2 separate regions of the Homo sapiens genome follow, and region 2 is linked to region 1. A link is a contact called in ENCODE Hi-C or POLR2A ChIA-PET data. All regions are on one chromosome and are shown on one strand. Each heading gives the region's core, a stretch centred on a gene start or an enhancer-like site at or near the end of the contact. The rest is flanking DNA. Distances are from core to core; before and after follow the strand shown.

Region 1 (4,564 bases), core at 1,650-4,149:
GCCCTCTTCTCACAGCTCCGCTAGGTGGTGCCCCAGGTGGGACTCTGTGTGGGGGCTCCCACCCGACATTTCCCTTTCACACTGCCTAGCAGAGGTTCTCCATGAGGACCTCACCCCTACAGAAAACTTCTGCCTGGGTATCCAGGCATTTCCATACATCTTCTGAAATCTAGGCAGAGGTTTCCAAACTTCAGTTCTTGACTTCTGTGTACTCACAGGCTCAACACCACATGGAATTTGTCAAGGCTTGAGGCTTGCACCCTCTGAAGCCACAGCCTGAGCTCTATGTTGGCCCCTTTCAGCCACAGCTGGAGCAGCTGGGACACAGGACACCAAGTCCCTAGGCTGCACATAACAGAAGGACCCTGAGCCTGGCTCACACAACCATTTCTTTCTCCTAAACCTCCAGGCCTGTGATGGGAGGGGCTGCCGTGAAGACCCTTGACATGCCCTGGAGACATTTTCCCCTTTGTCTTGGGGATTAATATTGGGCTCCTCATTACTTATGCAAATTTCTGTAGCCAGCTTGAATTTCTCCTCAGAAAATGGATTTTTTTTTTCTATTTCATTGTCAGGCTGCAAATTTTCCAAACTGTTATGCTCTGCTTCCCTTATAAAACTGAATGCCTTTAACAGCACCCAAGTCACTTCTTGAATGCTTTGCTGCTTAGAAATTTTTTCCACCAGATACCCTAAATCATCTCTCTCAAGTTCAACATTCCACAAATCTCTAGGGCAGGGGCAAAATGCCCCCATTCTCTTTGGTAAAATGTAACAAGAGTCACCTTTGCTCTAGTTCCCAACAAATTTTTCATCTCCATCTGGGACCACCCTAACCTGGACTTTATTGTCCATATCACTATCAGCATTTGGGGCAAAGTCATTCAACAAGTCTCTAGGAAGTTCCAAACTTTCCCACATTTCGCTGTCTTCTTCTGAGCCGTCCAAACTTTTCCAACCTCTGCCTGTTACCCAGTTGCAAAGTTGCTTCCATATTTTCGGGTATCTTTTCAGCAATGCCCCACTCTACTGGTACCAATTTACTGCATTAGTCTGTTTTCACACTGCTGATAAACACATACTTGAGACTGGGCAATTTACAAAAGAAACTGGTTTATTGGACTTACAGTTCCACATGGCTGGGGAGACAAAGAGGAGCAAGCCACATCTTACATGGATGGCAGGAGTCAAAGAGAGAGCTTGTGCAGAGAAATTCTTGTTTTTAAAACCATCAGATCTCGTGAGACCCATTCACTATCATAAGAACAGCATGGGAAAGACCCTCCCCCATGATTTGATCATCTCCCACTGGGTCCCTCCCACGTGGGAATTATGGGAGCTACAAGATGAGATTTGGATGGGGACACAGAGCCAAACCATATCACCTAGCTATTTTTTTTTTTTTTTTTGTAGAGACGGGGGTCTCACTATGTTGCCCAGCCTGGTTGCAAACTCCTGGCCTCAAGCAATCCTCCTGCCTCGGGCCTCCCAAAATGCTGGGATTATAGGGATCAGCCATCACACCCAGCCAGTCTCTCTGTACCTTTAACACTCTCTTCTCCTCATAGGGTAAGTGAGGGGGCTGCCAGCAGCTCCAGTCTCAGCACATACCACACCCAGCAGAAAGGCAGTCACCCTCAACAGCTGTGGCAGAGAAGACCTAGGAAGGACAGATTAGCTGGCTGGGGTTATTACCCCCCCACAACCAATTGCTGCCACCCAGGGGATGGGACACTCTGGTTAATCATCATCATCATAACCAGAGTCCGAAGAGCATGCTGTAGTTCATGCAGCATTTTCTTTCATGTCAGCTCCTTGGTCCCTACCATAGCCCTGGAAGGTAGAGAGGGAAGGAAGAGGTAAGAGGGTTGTGAGCCCATTTTAGAGGTGAGAGAAATCAGACTGTGGACAGAGCCAAGAAGAATTTGTTGTGCTGCTCATGTATCTGAGGAGCCCATGTTGGTGGGACTGAGGCAGGCAGCTATTTCTTGAGTGTTTGTGCCTTCTGCCTAAAAACATTTACTTTGGGCACACGGGCCTGCCAGTGTTTATGCCTGGCCTGTGGGTGAACGTGGAGCAGCTGAGTTCACAGCCTGCTTTGGCCATGCCCCGTTGTCGGGCCTGCCGTAACATGTGAGGGGAAGGGAAAGGAAGAACCTAGGGCTAGCGGTTTGCCATAGCCAAGTCCCCACCTGCACATGGCGTCTTGTATCTGTGATCATTTGAGAGGCTTCTTCAGCCTCTGCCCAAGCATGAGGCAGAAGTGGCTAGACCAGGTTTCCAGTGGTGAAAGTCCACCCCAGGGATGGGCAGGGTCCCGGGGAAGGACCCCATCTGCAGAGACAGGTGCTGGCCTTTGCAATTATCCGCCCTCGGGGGAAAAGTTGGGTTCCCCCAAGGCAGGCTTATTCCTCCACACCAGCCCCCAGATGCTGAGAAGCAATGAACAGCCGGGGCTGGAATGCGTGACTGTCACATGGCAGAGCACCTTCTCAGAGGAACTTGTTCCCCTCTTTGGGTAAACAGACCTACTACTAGGCCTGCTAAAAACACAGAAACAACCCCCACAAACCCTAGGGCAGATGCTTGTCATTTCCCAATCCTCTTCTGAGTCTGAACAGCCGGGGCTGCACCTGGCTCCCAGAATGTACCACCATGCCAGCCTGCAGCTGCGGGTGGTGAATGAAGAGGCCGTCGGAGTGCCCTGGAGTCAGTGGTAACGAGCCTCAGCCTGGTACCTCCAAGCAGCCAGGGCCCATCTAGAGAATGAGAAACAGCGCAGCCAAAGAAATGTACCCACTGTCTTCCCAGAGGTGATGCAAGTTTGCATTTGAATTTTTTGCACAGGCCAAAATTTCAGAAGAGTGACTTCATCCAGGGCCTTGACTAGCACATATGGTTTTGTTTGTGCAAAAGTGGAGGGTGGTGCCCCCTGGGGGGTGGACGTTTACAAAACGTATGATGCCCTTTCTGGTGGGTTAGTAGAGCACGAGCTAGATCTCAGCCCCTCTTCTGTGCACCTGGTGGGGGTCCCTTTGAGGGCACAACCTGCCCAACTTCCAGAGGCTCTGCCCTCATCATTCATAAAATGCAGTTTCCACTTGAGAGGACTCCTCCCTTTTTTGGGGGTATGTCCTCCCTCAGGAGGGTTAACAGGGCTAACTCGGACAGTATTTTAAAATAACTATCTCTTATTTTTATTCCATTTGATTTGGGCTCAAGGAGAGCTCAGTTTTTTGGCTGATACTTCGCGCGTGACTCAGGATAGAGTCATTGGCCAGAGTCTCTGGAGAATTTGCTGCAAATTCCTAGGAGGTGAGGATCATTAGCTGGGTGGACTGAGGCTGACCTTCCCAAGGAGAGGGGAGCAGGTGAGGGAAACAGAGATGGAGATGGAGGGAGAGGCTCTTTTTTACACATTGCAACGGAATTGGTATGACCTTTTTGAGGTACAATGAATAGTACCTACCAGTATTTAAAACACACATGCTCTTTGACCTAGACATTCTATTGCTAGGAACTTATTCTATAAATGAATATATGCATATAATATATATTGGGTATATATTTTTTATTGTGGCATGGTTTGTAATAACAACAAAGAATGGAAACTTCCAGAAGATCCATTGATGAGGACTAGTTAAATATATAGTACTTGTATATTCTATGAATGGAATATTATTTTGTCCTTTAAAAGAATGAGTAAAAAAAATATGGAGAGATGTTAAAGATATATTGCTAAGTGGCGAAAAAAAACAAATTGCACAACAAAAAGCAAATTGTACAACATTGTATATAATCCTCTGGGCAAAACTTGCTGAAGAACGATAATTTGTCCATCCTGGGTTGCATCTCTTTAAATTTATGGAAACTGGAAGGCTGAGTTATGTTGGAAAGAACCCAACCAACCAACCCACCCACCCATGGTGCCCCTCCACACCCACCCCCTGAGGATGCCTGTCTTTTCCTCATCTTCCCTCCCAGCCTCCTGGTGTGACCTCCCCTTGACAGAGGATGCTCAGGAATCTAGTTTTGCCTAGTACTGTTGAAGCCCACCTGGGTTCTGCCGTCAGCACACCCTGACATGTCCTCATCTCCTCCGGGAAGAGGGAGAATAGTCTGCCTGCTCTTCAAGAGACTGAGGGGCCACTGGCCTGGAGCAGAATTGTCTCAAGGCATGAGTTTCTTTCCACGTCAGACTCTCCTATGGACAGTGAGGAGATGTCACAAAAAATTTATGCCAACATTCAGCTTGTCCCTCCTGTATTCCTTTCTGTCCCTGCCTGAGTCCAGCAGTGATGGGCAGGTTTCAGCAACGAAGTCCAGGGGTAACGAGGGTCAGAGTTTTCTCTGAGCTCAGGTCTGCGGAGCTGTGTCAGGAAACCAGGTCAGGGCAAAGAGTGGGGGGTGCACGTTCAAGAATCTTGAGGGCTGTTGGAGAAGATCTGAGGACAGTGCCACAGAACCATCCTTTTCTGATTCAGTCCCCCGAAGCACTTTGCTCATGTGGGATGAGTGGACCTTTCAGGCTGGAAAGTGGGGAGCTGGGCCTGGGTGACATGGC
Region 2 (4,464 bases), core at 32-2,531, 55 kb before region 1:
AGCTAAGGGAAAAGAACAGTCTTTAGCCTTGCTTCCCATCCACTTTGTATCTGAAAATATACAAATGTATTCCCTTTGTGTATATTTAAAAAAGAATCCAAATTCTTTTCTCCTGGTAAGTTAAAACAAACATTTCCAGGGCTGGAAATCCATGTACTCAGGAACTATCAAAAATGTGTCAGTTCTGGGCTGTTGGGGGCATGTGCCTTGAGGTATGTGCTCACAGGAGGGGCTGGGGGCTCAGAAGCTTTGCTCCCACTCCCAGGAGCTAATTTTGAGCTTTGATATCTATGTGACTCTCAAGAGCATGCATGTGGGACCTGGCAGGCCCTTGGAGATTAGCCAGTCTGAGAGACAGGGACTCACAGCACTTAGGAGCTGTGTGAAGGGTTCTCTCTTGACAGATGAGCAAACTGGAGCCCAAAACACTTAGCGATGGGCTTCAGGGCCCCCGAGGCAACAGAACAGGGTGAGAACATGGGTCTCCTGACTCCAGGTTGTGTACAGTTCGCCATGACTCTGCACTCGCTGGTCCTGTGGCCTCTCTCAAATATAAGCATGTTGAGGGCAGAAACCAGGAGTCCCATTTGTCTCGTAGTGTTCAGGTGGTGGGGGTAGGGGGAGCTGTGATGGCCCTGCACACCCAGCTGTCCCTGTGTGAGCATTTGCTTGCTCTTGTCACTCACATGGTGCCACTTGTTGGTGCCACTCTCTTTGCTACTCAGCAGGAATTTGTTTTCCATGGCTTATCCCATGCCTTTGTTTTCTTGGCTCTGAGTCACCCCAAAGGTGGATGCCTGGCAGGGGTGGTATCAATCCCCAAGGATAAGTCCCTAAGAATCTAGTTCTTCCTACCTCTTGGCAGCTAGCCTTCTTTGATGTCCTTGGGGTGTTTTATGTGAAACTCTATTTTCTCCTACTGTCCTACACCTTCAGTCCCTGGCTGTAAGAGACATGAGATGAAAGGTCCTCCCGTGTTGTGTCTTGTGCCTTGTGTTCAGGACAGCATATCCAAGTGTGTATGGGCCTTGTCCAGGCACCATTTAGTATGGGGCTATTTTCCTGATCTGTCGCCACTGGACACCCATATCCTGAGCAAAGTGAGAGCTGAACCCACCTGGCTACAGTGTCACTCCTTGGCAGTCCCTGGAAGAATTCTTCCACTCAGAACTTTGTGATGACTTCACAAAGACAACAAAAGGAGGAAAGTGATTCATAGGGGCATGAACGATATGCAGTTTTCTAAGCAATTGCCTGAACTGTGAGCATATAAACCATGGTGAAGAGTGCACAGTGTGGTTCTGTATGACTCACCAGTTACCTCCTTGAGGTCATGATGATGCCTTCAGCCAGGTGGCTGAGGGACAGGCCTTGTCCTGGCTCGGACTCTGGTCTCTATTGCTGCTATGTTTTTATTTTTTTCTCAGTTCTTTGAGCCACTTAGTGTCCCTCACCAGCCATCCTGGGGTCCTCACATCCTTGTTTCAAGACCAGAGCCTCACGGATACATTTGTGGATATTGGCCTGCAATTCTTCCATGTCCAGACACCAAAACCCAGTGCCTGCATCCTCTGTAGCTTCTTCTGTTTCTGTGGCTGCCTGCCCAGATCCAAGTAGATGCTGGGGATTGAGCGAGACTGCCTTTTAGGGCCAGCTTTTCACAGCTACCTGTGAATGCCAGGACTGGCTTCTCTTTGTACTGCACTATTGGTAAGGTGGTGTTAACCACTGTGGCTTGAGAGGGAGGAGCACAACTACAGGGTGAGTGCTACCCAGAGAGTCATCTCCCGTTATTCCAGACACCCAAAACCATACAGAAGTAAGCCTATAGTTATCTCCTTTCCTATATTGTCAGATGGCCCCCTGACTGCAGTGGGCTGCCGTTTTAATTCTTTAGTTGTATCATGCCTATTTGTGTGTAGGTTCAACTTGCAACTACATAACTGCTTGCTTGTCTGCCTATCCATCTATGCATCCATCCCTGCATCCACCCATGCATCCACTCATGCATCCACCCATGCACCCATCCATGCATCCACCCATGCATCTATCCATCCATCCATTCCTCCATGCATCCGTCCATTCATGCATCCATCCATGCATCCGTTCATCCATGCATCCATCCATGCATCCATCTGTGCATCCATGCATCCATCTGTGCATGCATGCATTCATTCATGCACACATCCATCCATCCATGCATGCATGCATCCATGCATCCATACATCCATCTGTGCATCCATCCATCCATGCAACCATCCATCCATCCATGCATCCATCCATCCATCCAAGCATCCATGCATCCATGTGTCCATCCATCCATCCATGCATCCATGCATCCATCCATGTGTCCGTCCATCCATCCATCCATCCATCCATCCATCCATCCATCCATCCATTTATCTATTTATCCATCTAATAAGGGATGGTAAACTTATGTATTTAAAGGGACCAGGCAGGTAAAGTAAATGAGGAAATGGGCTTGACAAAGACAATAAGGAGTGGTGGGGGCCGTGGTGAGCTGCCATCTGTAGCATTCCCTGGCTAGAATTTCCTTTCAGGTTTGATGTGTGGCATCTGACAGCCACAGTGAACCATCCTTATTTCAAAAGCATTTGAGTTCAAGCAGCCTAGAGGTATTTGGATGGGGCCCCTGGGTTCTTCCTCAGCCTTATTAGAGTCTGTTGGTAACATCAAATGGTGGGATGTGCATCAGGCAGGGCTTTTTAAGGTTGCAAATGGCAAGAAACTCAACTCATAGTGCTTAAGCACACAGAGGAATGTGTGGGCTCATGTAACTAACAGCTCGTGAGTGTATCTTCTTCACTCGTGACTCGGTCTAGGGGCTCAGCAAGGTCCTCTTGACTCCCTCCATCTCTCCTTCATCTCTAAACTCCACTTTTCTTTACATTGGCATCCTTTGTAAACAGGCCTGCTTGATGGGTGGCTCCCAGCTGCTTCAGGTATATATTGTTATCTGCCTTTCCATACTAAGAGAAAGAAAGTGCCTCTTTCCCCCAGAAGTTCCAGGATTGACTCTAATTTGCCTGCCTCAGACCACATTTTCACCCTTGAACTGATCACTCTTGAACGGATCACTAAGGGATGTGGGTCTCTTTCTCATATATATATATATACATATATGATCTTGCTCTGTTGCCCAGGTTGGAGTGCTGTGGTGCAATCGTGGCTCACTGGGCTCAAGCGATCCTCTTACCTCAGCCTCTAGAGTAGCTGGGACTACAGGTGTGCATCACCATGCCTGGCCAATTTTTGTAGAGACAAGGTCTCACTATGTTACCCAGGCTGGTCTTGAACTCCTGGCCTCAAATAATCCTCCTTCCTCAGCCTCCCAAAGTGCTAGGATTATAGGTGTGAGTCACCATGGCTGGCTAGAACATGGCCGGTTTTCTTATTGGCCAGGCCTAGTCACAAGCCTGTCTCTGAAGTTGGAGGGTAGAGTGGGGTTGATTTTACACAACTGATAGTGAGGGAGAGGTAGAAAATGGAGGTATTGTTACTAGAAGGAGGTAGAATGGTATCTGGGCAGGCAGACAACCTATGTCCACCATAGGGAGGATGGGTTGATGGAAGGATGGAGGTATTACAATTGCACTGTCAAGGAAGACCCAGAGCCCTGAGCACGGCCAGTGTTGCCCATCCATTCAGCCCCACCTGCCCAGTGGTTTGAGTTGCTGTCCCTGATGTCTTCTGTCCAGCCCCATCATTCATGGGATGGGGAGAATGCACTGCCTCAGGACACAGGCTACCTTCTGCTGCCTCCTGCACACTCCTGAGATGCTTGGGTATGAGGACACCTGATGTTTACTCCAGAACTGTGACTTCCAAAGGTTTCGGGAGCTTTAGGAGAGGGCAGTAAGCCCTGATATGCCTGGAGCACCTTGTGAACTTCCAACCTGGTTCTGCCATTGTGGAAGGAGTTGCCAAGATGAAGGATTTCCATTTAGCAGTGCCAGACCTGGGCTCGGAGCTCAGCTACACTGATCTCAAGACTTGGCCCAAGGCAGGAACTGAGGTTGTGGAAGAGCCATACTTGGAGTGTGGAGCTTCTGACTTCCCATACTGGGCAGAAGTCTCTGGAAAGGGAAAGGGATCTGGCTGCATCCTTAGCAGCTGGCAGCCCCTGCTGCAGCCAACTAGGGACCCCGAGTTCTCCATGGGAACTCTGGAGCTAGAGGATACATCTTGCAGGTATCATGTCTGACCTTGGTCACATGTAATCCTCAGTGCCAGAAATACCAGCTCTCTTTGGATTGAGCAATAGTTTTCTCCACTATCAAGGATAATTTTAACCATTTCCTATCTTGGTTTCATACATGTATGTATGTATGTATGTTGAAAATATGGCTACTGGGATACAGAATATTAAAAGGAAGACAGCAAAAGGATAAATGGGGCTCTTAAGAGGATATATTATAAAAACACTAGAAACCATCAAAAAGT

The links. Hi-C counts contacts between places; a loop is a spot of excess contacts on that map. ChIA-PET counts read pairs that join two places held with the same protein, here RNA polymerase II (POLR2A). Pooled maps may share reads with other maps.
Region 2: a loop to region 1 is called in a map of PC-3, with 5 times the contacts of the local background. The contact joins two enhancer-like sites. A Hi-C loop is called at or near these places in 4 of 168 maps with a recorded cell type or tissue (PC-3, ascending aorta, mesothelial cell of epicardium and 1 more) and 4 of 50 pooled maps. POLR2A ChIA-PET finds 5 or more read pairs at or near these places in 2 of 52 experiments (A673 and WTC11).

The regions. Positions count from the first base shown.
Region 1 is chr14:72,744,471-72,749,034 of GRCh38, reverse strand. All of the region lies in intron 3 of DPF3 (double PHD fingers 3), which reads left to right. Among named protein-coding and RNA genes, the nearest start is that of DPF3, 150 kb to the left of the region's middle. Within about 2 kb of position 2,899, at least 5 of the 41 ENCODE cell types and tissues checked have a DNase peak (open chromatin) inside an H3K27ac peak, as active enhancers do; they include PC-3, where a contact is called at or near this core.
Region 2 is chr14:72,798,313-72,802,776 of GRCh38, reverse strand. The region is part of intron 1 of DPF3 (double PHD fingers 3); the gene reads left to right. Among named protein-coding and RNA genes, the nearest start is that of DPF3, 94 kb to the left of the region's middle. Within about 2 kb of position 1,281, at least 6 of the 41 ENCODE cell types and tissues checked have a DNase peak (open chromatin) inside an H3K27ac peak, as active enhancers do; they include PC-3, where a contact is called at or near this core.